Linked DNA regions of Homo sapiens: regions 1, 2, 3 and 5 are each linked to region 4. Evidence: chromatin contacts called from ENCODE Hi-C data. All regions are on one chromosome and are shown on one strand. Each heading gives the region's core, a stretch centred on a gene start or an enhancer-like site at or near the end of the contact. The rest is flanking DNA. Distances are from core to core; before and after follow the strand shown.

Region 1 (3,984 bases), core at 1,485-3,984, 7.6 Mb after region 4:
GGCCTGGCTGGTCTCAAACTCCTGACCTCAACTGATCCACTCGCCTCAGCCTCACAAAGTGCAGGGATTAGAGGTGTGAGCCACCGCGCCTGGCCGAGAATCACTAGATTTTGATATAATCCATGAGTTGGAGTTGGGCAGGACAAAGGACAGAAAGCAGAGGTAGGAGGGTGGTGCTGGAAGAAGGCATGGAACGGGCAAGCCGCGGCCTGGTCTGTCAGGACAGGAGGAGCAGGTCACAGTGGCAGAAGCACAAAGGGTAAGGGAGGGTCCAAGGAGGGAAGTGGACGGCTGAAGCAGACCATGAAGAGGAGGCTGGACCACAAAGCATCCCAAATGCCAGGCAGAGGGGCTGCGACTCTGTCCTGAGGGTGCTGGGGAGCCACAGGCAGGCTGGGAGCAGGGGAGAGCAGGGTGAGCTCTGGGTGCAGAAAGGCCCCTAAGGCTGGGTAGAGGTGGGCTGAGAGGGAGAGACTGGGAGTGAGGGAGGACCCGGGTGAGGGTCCAGGTGAGACAATGACACCAAGAGACAATAGGGCAAGAAGGGTGGGGGGTGGAGAACTGACAGCTTTGGGAGAAGGGAAAGAGGGTGGGACAGTACCCAGGTCTAATCTGGTGTTTAGGAAGCTGGCAGGGTCTGAATCATTTATTTGTTCTGAAAAGGACATCAACAGACACATCCAGTGAGACAGGATGTAATGCAGGGAGCCCTGGGGCACTGCGGGAGGGGAAGGCAGCACCCTCTGGAAAGGACAGTAGCTGATTCAACGCGGCCTTCACGCTTCCCCTCTGTTCTCTCCCTGAGCACACCAGAGACATCCATGTGCCAGGCTCTGTGCTGAGTGATGCTGGGACCAGAGCTGAGTCAAACGTGGGCCTGCACCATGGGGGAGACGGATCCAATCCCAGACATGCCAGGCGTGGAAGGCCAGGGCTGGGATGGAGAGAAGAGGCCCAGGGAGCTGTAGGACTCCAAAGATGTGACAGTAACGAACAGTCAGAGCAGGGAGGAAACCAAGTGTTGGGTCCCAGGACCCCAAGAGGAATGTGTCTCAAAAGGGCTACAGGTGACATCCCTGTCATGTGCTGCCAGAGGCATCATTAGGACAGGGGGCATTGAGGGAGATGGGAGAGCAGAGTCTAGAGCCAGACTTGCCCGGGGTTTCGATCGTAACTCTGCCACTTACTGGCTGGGAGATCTGACAGGCCTCAGTTTCCTCATCTATCCAATGGAATTAATAATACAAAGGGTCGGCCAGGCACGGTGGCTCACACCTGTAATCCCAGCACTTTGGGGGGCCGAGGCAGGCGGGTGGATCACCTGAGGTCTGGAGTTTGAGACCAGCCTGACCAACATGGTGAAACCCCATCTCTACTAAAAATACAAAAAATTAGCCAGGTGTGGTGGCACATGCCTGTAATCCCAGCTACCTGGGAGGCTGAGGTAGGAGAATTGCTTGAACTCGGGAGGCTGAGGTTGCAGTGAGCCAAGACTGCGCCATTGCACTCCAGCCTGGGCAAAAAGAGCAAAACTCCGTCTCAAAAAATAAAAATAAATAATAAATAATACAAAGGGTACTGAAAGGACTGAATGGGTTAATCTCTGCAAAGGACTTGGAACGATGCCTGCCACGTAAGTACCCGCTAAATGCTGGCTGCTATCATCACTGACACTTTCATGCTCAAGTCTGGCTCCTGTACCCTCTTCCCCAGCCCACTCCCTAAGCAGGCAGGGGCAGTATCAGTGTCAACTTTGTGACCCTGGTTTTGCCCACCCTGAGGCCTCCAGGGTGCCAGGCCCTGCGCTAGGTAATGCTGGGGACACGGAGGTAAGTCCCCAGGCTGATGGGAAGGACAGACATGGACAGACAGTCACCATCTTCAGTCCAGTTCAGGCCAAGCATTGAGAGAAACGGGCCTGAGAGACCGTGTCTGATTCACCTCTGTCCACACCAGCTTCCCTCTGGGGACAACAAGCCAGGCGCTGAGAGCACCCTCCCCCACCTCTTTCATGGAGAATGTGAGCTACCCCCAGCTCAGTCAGGTTGGCTCCTTGAACTTTCATCTCTAGCAAACACACTTCTCTCTCCCTAGCTAGAGCCTCCTGGCTCACCCTGTGGCTATGGAGGGTGGAAAGCAGCTTCTGGGGCCCCACAGGACCCTGTCTGACTCCCTCTATAGCACATTTCGGGTAATATAAGAGTACAATGGTAAGTAATGCAGCCTAGTGGGTGAAAGCAGTCAGAGGAACCTGGATAGAACTCTCGGCTCTGCCCTTCTCTAGCTGGGTGACCTCTCTGTGCCTCAGTTTCTCCGTGCATTAAACAGGGACCGTGACTTCTTCCAGTGGGTAAGAAATAGAGAAAGCAACTCACTCTGAACAGTTATCAAGAGAGTGAATCCAGAACGAGGGAAAAGAGAACATGGCCGTGACCCCGGAGGGATCGGATGTTAGAACTTCACTCTTGGATTTTTGCCCTCAGGTGACTTTGACGTTTGGGGGTTAAAGCGGCAGAGGTCGGGGGTTACGAGAAGACCCCCACCCAGTGTGCGCTCGTGGCCCCGGAAGCACACGGCTGCGGGACTCAGGGATGTGGGAGAGGGGGGCCCGATCACCTTCACGGCGTAGTCGATGACCCTCTTGACAGCTACGAGCACGCGCAGCTCCGCCATCTTCCCGCCGCAGCCACTTACAGGGTCAGCCCGCACCCTCAGCGGCTCAGTCCAGAAGCCCCACCACCCCCGCCCCCCGCGCCCCTCTCTGCGCCTGCGCGCAGCACGGTCAGCCAGTCAACCGCTGCAGAGCCCGCCTCCCCGACAGAGGACCAATCGAGAGGCCGGAAGGAAGGGAGGTGTGGCAAGCAATGCAAACCAATGGGAAGCGGATCTCGGGGAGCGAGCGGGACCTGGAGAGAGAAGGAAAGGCCTGGCGGAGAGGGCAGGGCAGAGAACTAGGGGAAAGGTCGTGCACTGGAGGGAAGCGCGCCCGGAGTTTATAGATCCTCCCGGTCCTATAAACACTTCCCGGTATCCCCGGATCTGCTCTCCCTCTCCAGATCCCCCACTTCTTCCCGGCCTCTCCAAGTCGCGGTACTCGTATTCCCACGCCTCTGAATCCTCGCGCGTCGGTCTCTCCACTCTCTCCATCCCCGTGTTCCCTGTCCCTTCCATATCCGTATCCTCCCCTGTCCGTGTCTCTACTTCACCTCCATGTCGTCCCCACAGCCTCTCCACACCCTCTCCAAAGGCCCACGTCCCCTCCTGGCCCCGCCCCTCCCACATGTCCCTGTTCCCATCCCAATCCATGGAGACTTGTGTCTCCATGTCTGTGTCTCCCTGTCTCCACGTTCCCTATGAGTTCATGTCCTTATGTCTTCCCTGAGCCTCTATGCAACCCCGTGCCTGCGTCCCCACGACCCGCAGAAAAGCACGCGGAGCCGCAGCGCTAAAAAAAGCCGTTCCTTTATTCTGCCCCAGGCAGGCTGCAGTCACAGACACACGGGGAATCCACTGATGGCGTCGGTGCTCTGCATGATCATGTCTGCCAGCAGAAAGCAGAAGCCTGGGGGGACGGGGGTGCGGAGCAGGGAGAGGAAGGTGGGCCCTGGGGCGGATGGCCGGGAGGGCCCCGGGGACTGGGGTTTGGGGCTCCAAGGGGGTCTCTGCCGGGTCTGCGGGAGTCGTTAGTGTGTTGGGGAGTCCCCGAGAGGTCCCCGGGGTTTCCTGGGAGGGCAGCTGGGGAGCCTCTGGGGTGAGGGTCTTCTGGGCAGTCTCCTCCACCCTCTTCCCGCTGTCCAGTTTACCCGCGAGAATTGAGAAGGGTAAGGCCAGCCACCCAGAAAAATAGGACCAAGAGAAGAAGACGTTGTTCTTCCACGCATTCTTCACGGTGTAGCCTATCAAGGCGGTCAGCAGCAGCAGTCCTGGGCCCCGCCCAGCCGCAAGATGAGCTAGCTGGGCCTGGTGGGGGCTGCACCCAGGCCA
Region 2 (3,998 bases), core at 28-2,527, 6.5 Mb before region 4:
CACACCCAGCTAATTTTTGTATTTTTGGTTAGAGGTGTTTTTCCATGTTGGCCAGGCTGGTCTCGAACTCCTGACCTCAGGTGATCTGCCCACCTTGGCCACCCAAAGTGCTGGGATTACAGGCGTGAGCCACCAGGCCCGGTCAGTCATATCTAGCAATACACTCAACTGATCCCAATAATATAGTTTTAAATATATAAAGCAGAAACAGAAGAAAGGACAGGTGGACAAATAACTTTTCCAATGTGAGTAGTTTACCTTCCTCAACAAAATAATCTGTGAGGAGATACATAATATATATAACATATGATTAATATCCATAACAATACAAATTAGAGAACATATTACACTCTTTTCATGTAATAGATGTGACATTTATGAAAAATGAGGAAGAACTAGGCCATAAAGCAATTGTTCAACTGAAGCATCACCTACAGACACTAATTGAAACATAAAGTGCACTTCTTTTTTTTTTTTTTTTTTTTGGTGCTCTGTGGCCCAGGCTGGAGTGCAGTGGCAAGATCTGGGCTCACCGCAAGCTCCGCCTCCCGGGTTCACGCCATTCTCCTGCCTCAGCCTCCAGAGTAGCTGGGACTACAGGCGCCCGCCACCACGCCCGGCTAATTTTTTGTATTTTTAGTAGAGACGGGGTTTCACCGTGTTAGCAAGGATGGTCTCGATCTCCTGACCTCATGATCCGCCCGCCTGGGTCTCCCAAAGTGCTGGGATTACAGGTTTGAGCCACCGCGCCCGGCCATAAAGTGCACTTCTAAACAGCTCATGGGTCAAAGAAAAACAATTACTGAAAAAAATTTTTAAACACTTAGATTTGAACAATACGAAACTGCTACACATCAAAACTTGTTAATCTTTATATTACAGGCTGAAATGGAAAGAACTGAACTTTCAACTCAGGTCAGAAAGCAAGCTGATCACAGTCCTCACCGACCACCATAGCTGACCCTACAGGCCCTCAGTCACTGACCACAGACTCCCGTCACTGACCCCCAAACCCCAATCACTCATCCCAAAGAGCCCCATCAATGACCCGAGAAATCCCTGTCACAGACAACCATCAACGGACGTCACAGACCCCCATCACCATGCCCCGAAACCACCATCACTAATTCCACAGACAACTCCTCTATTACTGACTTCACAGAATCCCTAATTGCAACCAACCAAAATCGTCACAGAGACCTCTCGGCATTAAAACGTGAAAATAGTCCTGACGCCAGCGGCGAAATAGCCTTCGGGGACCACTTCCACTTCCGGTCCGACTTCTAGCACCTCCCCTTATGGACTGTTGATATTGCGCATGCTCTAAATTAACTTGGAAGCCAATTTCAGCCCACAGTCAACAGGGAGCACACACATATTTAGAGACATCGTGCAGTTTCCGTAATCGGCGCTCACGGGCAGAGAATATAACCGCGCCCTTATGGTGTTTATTTGTGTGGGTCGCCATCTTTGATGCGTATCGATTCCGTACAGTGGAGGAGTCCGCCTCCTGGAGTGTTGACTAGAGTAAGGCAAGGATTTTCACATAGAATGCAAGACTGTAACCAGTGTGACCACGCTTGTACCCAAGAAGAAGTTCCTGAAGATAGGATCTGGAGCTTTATGTTTTTTTTTGTTTGTTTGTTTGTTTTGAGACAGAGTCTTGTTCTGTCGCCCAGGCTGGAGTGCAGTGGCGCCATCTCGGCTCACTGCAACCTCTGCCTCCCAGGTTCAAGCGATTCTCCTGCCTCTGCCTCCCGAGTAGCTGGGATTACAGGCAAGCGCCACCACACCCAGCTAATTTTTTTGTATTTTTAGTAGAGACGCAGTTTCACGTCTCTACTGGTCACGCTGGTCTCGAACTCCTGACCTCAAATGATCCACCCACCACGGCCTCCCAAAATGCTGGGGTTATAGGCGTGAGCCACCGCCTCCGGCTGTTATATTTACAATACCTAAGTTACCCCTTGGTTACGGCACACTGCAGAAAACAACGATTTACTAGGAGAAACCATGGGGGAACTAGGAAGCCAGGGATCCTGAGAGAAATAAGGGAGATAAGAGGAGGCATCAGGATGGTACAATCTATTTTTTGGAGACACCACTCAGGAGAAGGGTGGACTGGGATCTGAGTTCACTCCTGGGTGAAACCACTAGGCAAGACGGAGTTATGTCACAGTAGGTAGTATCCTGCAGGAAGGGAGGTACAATTTTTAGTAGTTGAAAACACATTAGGAAATAGGGTAGAAGTTGGGTTAGTACAATCCTCTTCTAGGAGATACCATGGAAGAGGGGTTAGAAGTCTAAGCATCCCCTTTGAAACGGCTGGTAGAAGGCTTTGGGAGGTATAGATATTTTAATCCCCTTAATCTCCATCAGCATCCACCCTAGCTAACTCAAGCACAACTATAGTAAGCAGCAACAATAAAAATAATAATAGTCTTGGCTGGTCGTGGTGGTTCATGCCTGTAATCCCAGCACTTTGGGAGGCCGAGGCGGGCACATCACCTTAGGTGGGGAGTTCGAGACCAGCCTGACCAACATGGTGAAACCCCGTCTCTACTAAAAATACAAAATTAGCTGGGCATGGTGGTGTGTGCCTATAATCCCAGCTACTTGGGGGGCTGAGGCAGGAGAATCGCTTGAACCCAGAAGGCGGAGGTTGCAGTGAGCCGAGATCATGCCATTGCACTCTAGCCTGGGCAACAAGAGCAAAACTCCATCTCAAAACAACAACAACAACAACAACAGCACAATAATAATAATAACAGTCTTTAATATGGCCAACGTGTGACTAAAAACACCTGAAGAAAATCTTGCTTTTTTTTTTTTTTTTTTTTTGAGACAGAGTCTCACTCTGTCACCCAGGCTGGAGTGTAATGGCACAATCATGGCTCACTGCAACCTTGACTGCCCAGGCTCAAAAGCAATCCCAGCTGGGCGCAGTGGCTCATGCCTGTAATCCCAACGCATTGGGAGGCCGAGGCAGGTGGATCATGAGGTCAAGAGATCGAGACCATCCTAGCCAACATGGTGAAACCCTGCCTCTACTAAAAATACAAAAATTAGCTGGGTGTGGTGGCGTGCGCCTGTAGTACCAGCTACTTGGGAGGCTGAGGCAGTAGAATCACTTGAACCCAGGAGGTGGAGGTTGCAGGGAGCTGAGATGGAGCCACTGCACTCCAGCCTGGTGACAGAGTGAGACTCCAAAGAACTGGGATTACAGGCGTGAGCCTCCGAGCCCGGCCAGGGAGTTTTGTTTTTTTTTTTTTTTGATTGCAAAGAGATGTTGAATTTTGTCAAATGCTTTTTCTGTTTCTATTGAGATGACCATATGATTTTTGTCCTTCATTCTGTCAATGTGATGTATTGCACATACTAATCTGCATATGTTAAACCATCTTTGCTTCCCTGGGATAAGTCCCACTTGATCATTGTGTATCTTTTTGACATGCTATTGGATTTGGTTTGCTAGTATTTTGTTGAGGATTTTTGCATCTGCGTTTATCAGGGATCTTGGCCTGTAGTTTTCTCTTTCTTCTGTCTTTGCCTGGTTTTAGTATGAGGATGGTGCTGGCCTCACAGAATCAGTTTGGAAAAATTCCTTCCCCTTCAATTTTTTTGGATTAGTTTGAGAAATATTAGAATTTGTTCTCCCTTAAAAGTTTGGTAGAATCAAATCCAAGAAGGGGATGATGAGAACCTCTAATTTTCAGGCAAACTGGGCAGTTGTTGGTAATCAGGTGACCTAGTAGTTGTCATTGGCATCTGAAGAGGTGGGCAGTCTTGTGGGACTGAGCAATTAAACTGTAAGGTCTGTGCTAACTCAGGTTAGTGTCAGAATTGAATTCAATTGTAGGACACCCATGTAGGGAGGGCTGGAGAAGTGGTGTCAGAAAAACTCCACATATTTTGTGTTAAAAACGAAACATTCTGGAAGTATTGAGTGTTGTGAGAGTATATATTTTTAAAACCAGTTTGTTTTTCCTATGCAACTG
Region 3 (3,738 bases), core at 145-2,644, 6.9 Mb before region 4:
TTCCCCATATGCATCTATTATGACGGGTTTCTTTTTTAAACTACTTGGAGTACTCATAACTGATTTTGTACTCTAGTTCAGAAGAAATGTCTGAATGTTAAATGTTTACATAAAAAATGCTATTTTATTATATCAGTAATGGAGCTTCCCCCCTTTAAAACTGCTGCACCAGGAAGATACAACCTTGTTATCACAATTTAAAGAGAAAATGAGACTTGGAGGTTCAGATTCCTCCACAGTCATAGTATCAGCTACCCACGCAGTGACCCACATTCAGGTGATTACACACACTCATACACAGATCCATACACGATCTTGCCCCCCCCACCTCCACACACTCAATATGACCTCCCCACGCCCAAAGCTGCACACATCTTGACCTCACTTCTCTCACACACACACCAATCTGACCCGCACGCGGTTTCTTTCACTCAACTACCCAGACACCCCTCATCCCACCAGCACAAGCAGGCCCACCGCGGTCTCACACACACTCGAGCCTTCCTTTGCCCAGTCTCACATGCATGACTGGGATCGCGGATTTGTCCCCTTCCGACTCCCCATGCTGGTTCGGTCCCAGACGCTCAGGTGCCACATTGGGGTGCGCTCTCCCGGCTCCTCCACACGCTACGCAGCTGCCCGCCTCAAGAGCGTCTGCGTGCTTCCAGCGTTAAGTGGAATTCCAAGCAGCCTCCGGGGCACAGTTAGTCTGGTCACTGCGGCCAGACTGCCGCCTCAGGACCCAGAGAACGCAGCACACTTTAGTTGGGCCCATCTATCCCCGGCGAGGCTTGGACTACGTTTCCCAGGAGACCCTGCGGTCCAGTATGTCTCCCGAGGAGGGGCGGAAGCCCGGGAGCCGCCCTCTGAGGCTGGGCGGGGTGAAAGAAAGCTTGCCCCAGAGGACTTAAACAGGCAAGAAGGACTTGGTTAAAGACTATTGCAATAGTCAACTTCCAATACAACAGCAGCTGGAGATTTATAGCTAACGGGCTGGGTGAAGGAGTTAAAGGATGCTAAATTACTAAGAGGAAGTTAAGTATCAAGAGTGGGGGGATTGTTACTAAACTGGCTTAGCTGGATTCTTGCTGAAGTGCTGTTCGCAGGCTATGGAGGAGGCCTGGCCAAGCAAAAAGGGCTCAGAGGAGCCTGACTAAAGCTTGGTCTAGGGACTCCTTGTCAGGTGAGACTCCCGGAAGGCTCCGATGGGCAGCTCACCTCAAAGAGATAGTTTTGTTGGTGCCAGAGTCCGCGCCAGGGGAATCGGGATGGCTGGGCTGTAGCTTTCGGCAACCTGTCGCTTTCTGGACTACACTTCCCAGAAGCCTCTAGGCCCAGGGCACTCTCCCGCGATAACTAGATTGTCTCTTGAGGAGTGGGCGGGATCTTCCCGCGGATTTGGGCAAGCGGCCTTGGGGCTTTGTGAGATAGCTAGGGTCGACTTGTGTGGATTCTAGTAGAACGGAGCTGACCCTATCCGAACAGGCGTAAGTGAGGCGGCTCGGAGCCTGGCGCGACAGGAACTCCCGACCTGTGTGGGCTGCGTGGGGAACAGGCTAAGGAGCGATTGTGAGGAGTGTGTACGGTTGTGACTGGGGGCGTGTGTCTGTGCGACCGTGTATGGAACTGTGAGGGCGGGGAGGAGGACTTTTTGTTTATGTTTGTGCGGGTGTGAGTAGAGTTTAATTGTGACCGGGTTGGGCACTGTGTTTGCGAGTGTGAGGTTCCTGGACCGCGGTTGTGACTGTATGTCCCCTTGGGGTGTGTGTGTGTGTGTTTACTACCATTTGCCGAACTGTGTGTAGTATGCCTTAATTTTGAGGTTTGTGGCTGCTTCCGTGTGTGTGTGTGCGCGCGCGTTGGTGATATTGTTGATGGAGGGTGCGTGTGAATTTGTTGTCATTGTGACCCCAAGGTGTATGTCACTGGGAATTTGAGAGATGCCCACGGACTCTGTGGTTGTGTCCGTGTCTACCCCCGTGGTGTGTATGAGTGTGTGATTGTGTGTTGTGTTTAGGTTTGGGGTGCCTGTGACGTTTATGTCCCTGCGGTGTGAGTGAGTTTGTGTGACTATGTGTCCGTATAGCCAATGTAGGTATGGGGAGTCTTTGTCTTTGTGACTTCAGCCATTGGAGACCCCTGTGAGCTCAGGGACAGGTTCTGCCCAGAACGGCATTGACCCTACCGTTGTCTGTGATGCCCGGATTAAGCAGGATGCCCTAGACTTCTCTGACCTTCCTCTGTAGGTGATGGGCAGTAGGGGCTGAGCAAAGATAACTTCTGACATAGTCAAACCAACTCCCTCTCAGAAGAACCTGATGTTTCCTGACTGCTTTCTCCTTCCTCAGCCCTGCCCTGCTTGGATAGAGGCCTCCGAACAGGAGTAAAGAATGGCTGTTGAACATCCACAAGGCACCTGCAAGGTAGCTTGTCCTGTCCTCTTGTTTAAGAAAAATCCCTTTTTCTTTGTCAGGACATAGTTGCTTTCCTTCTCTTGAAAATTCTTGCCTATGAGATGACCTGATCCCTGGAGTTTCCATTTTGAGAAAATGTGGTGTCTTCAAACCCCACCTCCCACACCTGATTTTCCCTTACTGATTTGTCAGATGGTTTTAATTTTTCTTTTTCTTTTTTTTTTCTTTCTTTCTTTTTTTTTTTTTTTTTTTGAGACAGAATTACAGGCGTGAGCTGCTGTGCCCGGCCTTATCCTTCTACTCTTGATGGACATTTGTCTTGTAATTTTTGGCTACTACAGGCAGTGTGACTATGATCATTTTGTGCGCATATTTTGGTACACATTTGCTTGCATTTCTTTAGAATATATACCTAGTGATTAAATTGCTGATAGTGGCTGGATGCAGTGGCTCATGCCTGTAATCCCAGCACTTTGGGGGGCCAAGGCGGGCGGATCACGAGGTCAAGAGATCAAGATCATCCTGGCCAACATGAGGAAACCCCGTCTCTACTAAAAACACAAAAATTAGCTGGGCGTGGTGGCACGCGCCTGTAGTCCCAGCTACTTGGGAGGCTGAGGAGAATCGCTTGAACCCGGGAGGCAGAGGTTGCAGTGAGCCAAGATTGTGCCACTGCCCTCCAGCCTGGTGACAGAGTGAGACTCCATCTCAAAAAAAAAAAAAAAAAGTGCTAATAGGTAGGGTTTGTACATCTTCAGTTTTACCAAACATTGCCAAACTGTTCTCTAAAGATACTGTACTTATGCCAGCAGTTTACAAGAGTTTTCTTAGCTCCACATCCATGCTAGACATCATAAAACTCTTAAATTTTTGCCAATCTGGTGGGTGTCTAATGTTATATTTAATTTAAATTTCCTTTATTGCTAATAAAGTTGAGCATTGATTCTTGGCCATTTGAATGTCCCCTTTTTTGTTTTTTTTGTTTTTTTTTTTTGAGACTGAGTCTCTATTGCCCAGGCTGGAGTGCAGTTGAATGTCCCCTTTTATAAGGTGTTGTTCAAATATTTGACCAATTTTTAATTGGGTTTTTCTCTGATTTACGGCAGTTGTACATATGTGTATATATCTTCTGTAAATTAATCTTTTTTCAGTTGTATGTGTGATAAGTATTTTCACCTGCTCTGGTTTGACTTTTCACTCTATGTGGTGCCTTTTGACAAATAGAAGTTCTGGATTTCATTGTAATAAAATCATTTCCTATGGTTAGTCTTGTTTAAGAAATTTTTGTCTACCTCAAGATAATGAAGATTTTCTTTGGTCTTAA
Region 4 (3,572 bases), core at 76-2,575:
TTTCAGTAGAGACGGGGTTTCGCCATGTTGGCCAGGCTGGTATCGAACTCCTGGCCTCAAGTGATTCGCCAGCCTCGGTCTCCCAAAGTGATCGGATTCCCCGGGTAAGCCACCGCACCTGGCCTCCCTGTGCCCTTTATTCTGGGAGCTTCCACAGTATCTGAATGTGGGGAGTTCCTTGGAACTTAAAAGCCCACCTAAACCAGGTGTGGAGGATACAGTGAGCCGAGATCGTGCCACTGCACTCCAGCCTGGGCGACAGAGCGAGACTCTTGTCTCAAAGAAAAAAAAAAAAAACCCCACCCACATGCAAGCTGGGGACTTCCAATGCTGTTTCCGGGCTCCTTTGGGGATTACCCCCAAACTTAGGAAAGCTGGTCTATTTAAGTGTCTGCTGATGGACTTCTAGGGTGACTTCCCGAAAATTAACAAATCGAATTTACATATTTTTGGGGAGTGTCTCCTCAGTATTTAGGCATCGCTTCACACACTCCCTTCGGGGATCTCCCAGAACCTCACTATTTGCAAATATTTGGGGAGACTCTCCCGATTCCTGAGTATGTAAGCCCACTTCGTGGGGCACTCCCCAGCCCAGAACTGTAGTCGATTTGCACATTTTCCTAAGGACTCCCTAGGATTTAAACTTCTCTCTACGGGGTTCTAGAAGGGAGCCTCCCCCGGATTTAGGCATTGCTTTACAAAGCTTCCCTCGGGGAACCCAACTCAAGTTTCTCGTTACACGTTATTGGGGCGGCCTCCCCAGTACTTGACGGGCAGTTTGCAGGCTGTACTTGGATCTCGCAGAGCATAAGTTTCTCATTTACACGTTATTTCCGTCCCCCGCCCCCATTCCTGCCAACCCAGTATCGAATTGACGGTCGCCGGCCCCCTACTCAGTGCCGCACCCCCGCCGGACGTCCCAGCGACCTTTCAATGGCCAAGGCGGGGGCGGGGCCTGCCGGAGCGCCCCGCCCGCCGCCGGTGCGCTAGCCTCGCGCGGGCTCGCGGCCCCCTTACCTAACGCGGCTGCTGATTGGTTCTCGGGGCGCGGTGTGCGCTCTCCCGTGACGGGAGTCGGGTGGGGGCGGGGAGGCTGACCCAAGCCACCCGCCTGCAAATGGCGTCTGGGGGCCAGGAACGTGGGAAGGAGAGAAAATGGGCACTCCCCACTCCGAAACCGGCCTCGGCGTCCGGGTTGCAGCCCCTAAGGAAAGCTGGGCCGAAGGAAGAAGAGGAGGAGGATGTAACGCGGGCCCGAGCTGAGATCAGTTCCCTCAGGCGACTCGTCCTGCGCATGCGCTGAGGGCTGGAGCTCGAGAACTGAATGCGCTCGCCGGGCTGAGCGTGCGTGGATGGAGGCGGTCGGCTTCAGCACGCATGCGGGTTCCGGAGCGGGAGGCGGGAGGACGCCGCGGCTCTGACTCAATGCGCGTGCGCGCGGTTGGGGGGTTGAGGGTGGGGAGATGAGTAGGGAAATGGATACGCCGAGGAGCCGGCAGGAGGGAGAGCGGCCCGGATCTGGGGTTCGAGTTGTGCCTCTTCGGTGATGTTGGCGGGATGCAGTGGGGTGGGACGACAGGGAGGAATTTCACTGTTCTGGGCTGAGTGCCAAGAACACATGAATGAATCAGACTTGGCGTGCGCCCTGGAAGACACCCCGGCCTGTGGAGAGACTGCCAGGGCCTCAAATCACTTAGGAAAGGGCGCGGGTCCGGTTGGACCTTGAAGGACAGGCAGGCGAGGGTACTCCAGGGAACAGCTAAGCAAAGGCGGCGAAGACCCCGGGGGAAGAGGTCTAGACTGGCTTGGATTCAGGGTCCACCTGGGTGGGAGGTGAGGCAGCAGAATGGGCAGGTCAGACCCTGAAGGGTCTCCAGTGTCAGTTTTATCCTTAAGGCCTGGGAGATGCAGAATAGTCTGAGACAGAACTATGTTTAAAACCCTCGAAGGCCGCGTTGGAGAAGGGAATCCGCTCCAGGGTCGAAAATTTAAACACACGTGGGCGGAGTCTTGCGCGCGCCAAAGAGGAACATTGGGCGACGGGCGCGGCCTGGAGAGCGCATGCGCATTCGGAAGGGTCGGCAGTTCCCCAGTGGGCAGAGTGGGTGGATGGGAAGGTTCTAGCTTTTTATTTGAAATTTTATTTATTTTTATTTTATTTATTTATTTAGAGACGGAGTCTCGCCCTGTCACCCAGGCTGGCGTGCAGTGGCGAGATCTCGGATCACTGCCGTCTCCACCTCCTGAAATTCAAGCGATTCTCCTGCCTCAGCCTCCCAAATAGCTGGGATTACAGGCGTCCACCACGCCTGGCTAATTTTTTGTATTTTTAGTAGAGACTGGGTTTTGCCATGTTGGCCAGGCTGGTCTCGAACTCCTGACCTCAAGTGATCCGCCCGCCTCGGCCTCCTAAAGTGCTAGGATGACAGGCGTGAGCCACCGTGGCTGGTCTAAAAAAAAGTTTTTTAAAATTATATTTGAACAGGTATTACATGTACATACACAATTCAAACCTCTCTGGCTGTATACAATAAAAGTAAGTTTCCACCTCTGGTTCCCATTTTCCTTTCCTAAAGCACTGGTTCCCGGTTTCCTTCTGGAGCTGCTGTTATAATAAAGCATTGGAGTTAAGAGCATGTGTTGAGTTCATATAAATAGCGGCTGAGCTTGACCAAGTGACTTAATACTCTCTACTTCTACGTCCCTGTTTGTGAATTGGGTGTGGTATAACCTTACTTACAACATTGCCGCCAGCATTAAATGGGTGAGAGTGCATAGAACAGTGCCTGTTGCCTAATGGTACTGTGTGTTGTCTCTGTGTATTATTTTGTGGTCTACCATGCTGATAGTTGTAGATTCTGAGCAGCCCTCTCCCCTCCAGGCCTCATCCCTACTGTCATTGTCCCAGTACCAGTACCAGGTGGAGCCACCTCTCCAGGCTGCCACAGGTAGAAACACCAGTCACCCAGAATGACTTGAGTCCACTGTTGATGGATTCTGGGGAAAGATTCTGGGTGTTTGATAAAGATACACATGACAGGCCATCTCTGTATTATGTCTATCAGTGTCCAATTTTACTTCTTCAGCTCAGGCCATATCTGAATTTCTCAACCCCAGATCACTCACGATTGCCAGTTTCACGTCAGGGCAACCCTCAGAGGTAGAATTTTCTTAAAAGAGGGAAAGAGGAGGCCTGGCATTGACCTTGGACCCACTGTGTACCAGGCTGTGTGCTCTCTGCTTTATATACATCACTATAATCTTCTCCCCTAATTTGTTTAACAGATGTTGGTCCGCGCAGTGACTCACGCTTGTAATCTCAGCACTTTGGGAGGCCGAGGCAGGCAGATCACCTGAGGTCAGGAGTTCAAGACCAGCCTGGCCAACATAGCGAAACCCCATCTCTACTAAAAGTACAAAAATTAGCCGGGTGTGGTGGCATGCGCCTGTAATGCCAGCTGCTCGGGAGGCCGAGGCACGAGAATCACTTGAACCCAGGAGGTGGAGGTTGCAGTGAGCTGATATCGCACCACTGCACTCCAGCCTGGGTGACAGAGTAAGGCTCTGTCTCA
Region 5 (3,628 bases), core at 596-3,095, 5.4 Mb before region 4:
TGCAACCTCCGCATCCTGGGTTCAAGCGATTCTCCTGCCTCAGCCGCCCGAGTAGCTGGAATTACAGGTGCGCGCCACCACGCCCGGCTAATTTTTTTTTTTTTTTTTTTTGAGATGGAGTCTCACTCTGTCACCCAGGCTGGAGTGCAGTGGTGAAATCTCGGCCCACTGCACCCTCCACCTCCCAGGTTCAAGCAATTCTTCTGCTTCAGCCTCCTGAGTAGCTGGGACTACAGGCGCACACCACCACGCCCAGCTAAATTTTCTATTTTTAGTAGAGATGGGGTCTCACCATGTTGGCCAGGCTGGTCTCGAACTCCTGACCTCGTGATCCTCCCACCTCGGCCTCCCAAAATCCTGGGATTATAGGTGTGAACCACTGCGCCCAACCTAATTTTTTTGCATTTTTAGTAGAGATGGGGTTTCATCATGTTGGCCAGGCTGGTTGGCTGGGCACCGTGACTCATGCCTGTGATCCCAGCACTTTGGGAGGCCAAGGCAGGTGGATCACCCTCTTTTTTTTTTTTTTTTTTTTTTTTTGAGGCGAAGTCTTGCTCTGTCGCCCAGGCTGGTGCAATCTCGCCTCAGTGCAACCTCTGCCTCCTGGGTTCAAGTGATTCTCAAGCCTCAGACTCCCAAGTAGCCGGGATTACAGGTGCTCGCCACCACACCCGGCTAATTTTGTGTACTTTTATTAGAGATAGGATTTTGCTGTTACCCAAGCTGGTCTCCAACTCCTGGCCCCAAGTGATTCGCCCACCTCGACCTCCCAAAGTGCTGAGATTATAGGTGTAGGCCAGCACGCCCAGCCTGCCCTCTCACTACAAATCTCCTTCTCCTGGGTAACTTTTCATGATCAGAATTATCCTCTTCCATGCCGGGTGCGGTGGCTCACGCCTGTAATCCCAGCACTTTGGGAGGCCTAGGCGGGCGGATCACCTGAGGTCGGGAGTTTGAGACCAGCTTGACCAACATGGAGAAACCCCGTCTATACCACCCCGGGCGTGGTGGCCTGCGCCTGTAATCCCAGCTACTTGGGAGGCTGAGGCAGGAGAATCGCTTGAACCCGGGAGGCGGAGGTTGCGGTGACCTGAGATCGCGCCATTGCACTCCAGCCTTGGCAACAAGAACAAAACTAGGTCTCAAAAAAAAAAAAAAAAGAAAAAGAAGTATCCTCTTCCAGGAAGCTTCACTGACACCCCTAGGCTGGGTCATGTGCCTCCTCAGGGCTCCCACAACATCTCCATCCCAACACAGGGCCTGACACATGGGAGTTGAGACAAGTTAGGTTGAATGAATAAATGAAACACACAGCACACTCACGGAGATGAAGAGACAGGAAAAGGGGGCCAACAGCACAATACAGGTTCGCTTCTTAAATGAGCGGTAGGCATGGCCCTCTGCGCTCCCGGGGGGCCACGAAGCTGTCCTAAGGGTGTGGGCGACAGCAGGCGGGTACTGGGGAGCCACGGAAGGGTGGGGAGCAGGGAAGGGCGGATCGCTAACTGCAAATGAATGAAAGTTGCATTTCTCTGCATATCGCACGCTATCCAGTCCCAAGTTGTTTTCTTCTAAAGGAATTTCCTAAAGAATCGCCCCCCAAGGGGCCTCCTACCCGAACCTGGCATCCCAGCGCTGTGCACACCTCAGGGTTCCAGATCCTTGATCTCGTGACCTCTGACCTGCAGTGACCTCGCCAACCGACGCGGCCGCCCCGCCACGCCCCCGCCCGCCCGATCTCCTCCGCCGGCCACGTACGCCACTTACGCAGCCGGGGCGTCCCCGCAGCCGCCGCCGCCAAGCCTGCCGGGTGCATCCTTCGCCGCCGCCACCTAAGCCGCGGTTCGGAGCGTGCCCGCCCGGCTCCCGTACCCACGCCCCGCCGGCGAAGAGACAGCCAATGGACGTCAGGATTGAGGGAAGGCCTCGCCCCCACCCCCCCGACCCCTCCAGCCCCCCCCTTCACGGAGGCCTGGACGACTGGGCGGTGCCTTACGTAAGAGGCGGAGACTGGGCTACTGGGCTCATGCAGTAAAGCGAGTCAAGGCCTGAGTGGCAGGAGGGCGAGGCCGGGACCAATCCCAGGAGGAGGCGGTGTCTGCCACGACAGAAAATGAGTGTCTGCCCCTTGCCGGGGCTCACGCCCCTAACTCCAGCACTTTGGGAGGCCGAGGCGGGAGGATTGCTTCAGCCCAGGGATTCGAGACTAGCCTGAGCAACATAGTGACCCTCGCCCCGCCCCATCCCTACAATTTTTTTTTTTTTTAATTTAGCCAGGCTCAGTGGCTTAACGCCTGTAATCTCAGCACTTTGGAAGGCTGAGGATCGCTTGAGCCCAGGAGTTCGAGACCAGCCTGGGCAACAGCGAGATCTCCATCGCTACAAAACATTTTTTAAAATGTAAATATCGAGCGAAAAGGTCGATGGGAAATGCAGTTCTCTGCAGACAGCCGTTCAGTTTGGGTCATTGAGAGCACTGGAGAGCCAGAAAAGGCTGTGGAGCAAGGAAAAGAGAAACATTTGTGTTCCTGAGGGGCTAATTGGAGTTGTAGGGGCTTATACAATTTTTGACATCCCTTAGGTATTAAAGTAAATATTTATTTATTTTGAGACAGGGTCTTCCTCTGTTTTCCAGGCTGCCTCGGACCCCCTGAGCTCAAGTGATCCTCCTGCCTCAGCCTCCCCAGTAACTGGCACCACAGGCATGCACCACCATGCCCAGCTAATTTTTAAATTTTTTGTCAAAACAGGATCTTGCTATGTTGCCCAGGCTGGTCTCGAATTCCTGGGCTCAAGCCATCCTCCTGCTTCAGCCTCCTAAAGCATTAGGATTACAGACATGAGCCACAGTGCCCGGCCTTAAAGTGAATATTTAGAGTGAGAAAAGGAAACCCAACAAGTTAGGTGAGAAGAACCAGGTGTCTCTCTTGGAATAGATCTTAAGGCAGTTTCCCAGAAATTCATAAAAATGTTCTCACATTGCAACCTGGTTCCCTCTGTCCACCAAAAGCATTCTACAACCCCCAGCAACTCACAGCACACAGGCGCACCTGCAAGTGAAGAGCCCTGCCCACCTAGCGTCCTTAGTCTCTCCTCTCTCTGACTCTCAGTCTCCCCCCTTCTCTCCCTCTCAGACTCCCCGACTTATCTCAGGAAAACATAGTGGTGGAAGTTACTTCTGCGCAGCGATAGCGCATCCGGAAGGATGTCAGCAAGTGACCCTATCGCTGTGGCTTCCTCTTCCTCCTCTGAGACGTTGTCTTTTTGGAGACCTTAAGGGCTGCTCCTGGTTTCTCAGTGATGAGTGCTGGCTCCACTGTGGTTCCTTTTTGTGAGCGAAATGCCCGCATTCTTCTTCACCTCTGATTTAGCCTCTGTCCCCTGGGCTCCAACACCATTTTCTCCTCATCCTCAGCCCTCTCTTGCTCTGGTTGCTCCAGATACATCTCTTCCATAAATGTTTTTTTTTTTCTTATTGCTTTTTTGTTTGTTTTTTGAGATGGAGTCTTGCTCTGTCGCCCAGGCTGGAGTGCAGTGATGCGATCTCGGCTCACTGCAACCTTTGCCTCCTGGGTTCAAGTGATTCTCCTGCTTCAGCCTCCCGATAGCTGAGATTACAGGCGTGTGC

What was found. A loop is a pair of places that touch in the nucleus more often than their neighbours do. Pooled maps may share reads with other maps.
Region 1: a loop to region 4 is called in a map of psoas muscle, with 15 times the contacts of the local background. The contact joins the promoter of ETFB here to the promoter of SMG9 in region 4. A Hi-C loop is called at or near these places in 1 of 168 maps with a recorded cell type or tissue (psoas muscle) and 6 of 50 pooled maps.
Region 2: a loop to region 4 is called in a pooled map, with 6 times the contacts of the local background. The contact joins the promoter of ZNF585B here to the promoter of SMG9 in region 4. A Hi-C loop is called at or near these places in 2 of 50 pooled maps.
Region 3: a pooled map shows a loop between it and region 4 (16-fold over the local background). The contact joins the promoter of ZNF345 here to the promoter of SMG9 in region 4. A Hi-C loop is called at or near these places in 2 of 50 pooled maps.
Region 5: a pooled map shows a loop between it and region 4 (6-fold over the local background). The contact joins the promoter of YIF1B here to the promoter of SMG9 in region 4. A Hi-C loop is called at or near these places in 4 of 50 pooled maps.

What each region holds. Positions count from the first base shown.
Region 1 is chr19:51,363,654-51,367,637 of GRCh38, forward strand. ETFB (electron transfer flavoprotein subunit beta) reads right to left here and starts at 2,735. Exons shown (of 6, transcript NM_001985.3): 1 at 2,617-2,735. The coding sequence starts at 2,673. It overlaps CLDND2 (claudin domain containing 2), which reads right to left. Exons shown (of 4, transcript NM_152353.3): 3 at 3,804-3,923; 4 at 3,445-3,562. The coding sequence ends at 3,489. RefSeq lists an enhancer at 2,342-3,301 and silencers at 3,531-3,580, 3,851-3,984.
Region 2 is chr19:37,209,259-37,213,256 of GRCh38, forward strand. ZNF585B (zinc finger protein 585B) reads right to left here and starts at 1,278. Exons shown (of 5, transcript NM_152279.4): 1 at 1,183-1,278.
Region 3 is chr19:36,849,482-36,853,219 of GRCh38, forward strand. It overlaps ZNF345 (zinc finger protein 345), which reads left to right and starts at 1,395. Exons shown (of 3, transcript NM_001242472.2): 1 at 1,395-1,487; 2 at 2,349-2,423. It also overlaps a transcript of ZNF790 not described here. RefSeq lists an enhancer at 918-1,157.
Region 4 is chr19:43,753,637-43,757,208 of GRCh38, forward strand. SMG9 (SMG9 nonsense mediated mRNA decay factor) reads right to left here and starts at 1,326. Exons shown (of 14, transcript NM_019108.4): 1 at 1,018-1,326. RefSeq lists an enhancer at 257-516 and a silencer at 747-1,106.
Region 5 is chr19:38,314,102-38,317,729 of GRCh38, forward strand. YIF1B (Yip1 interacting factor homolog B, membrane trafficking protein) reads right to left here and starts at 1,846. Exons shown (of 8, transcript NM_001039672.3): 1 at 1,759-1,846. The coding sequence starts at 1,816. RefSeq lists a silencer at 1,681-2,170.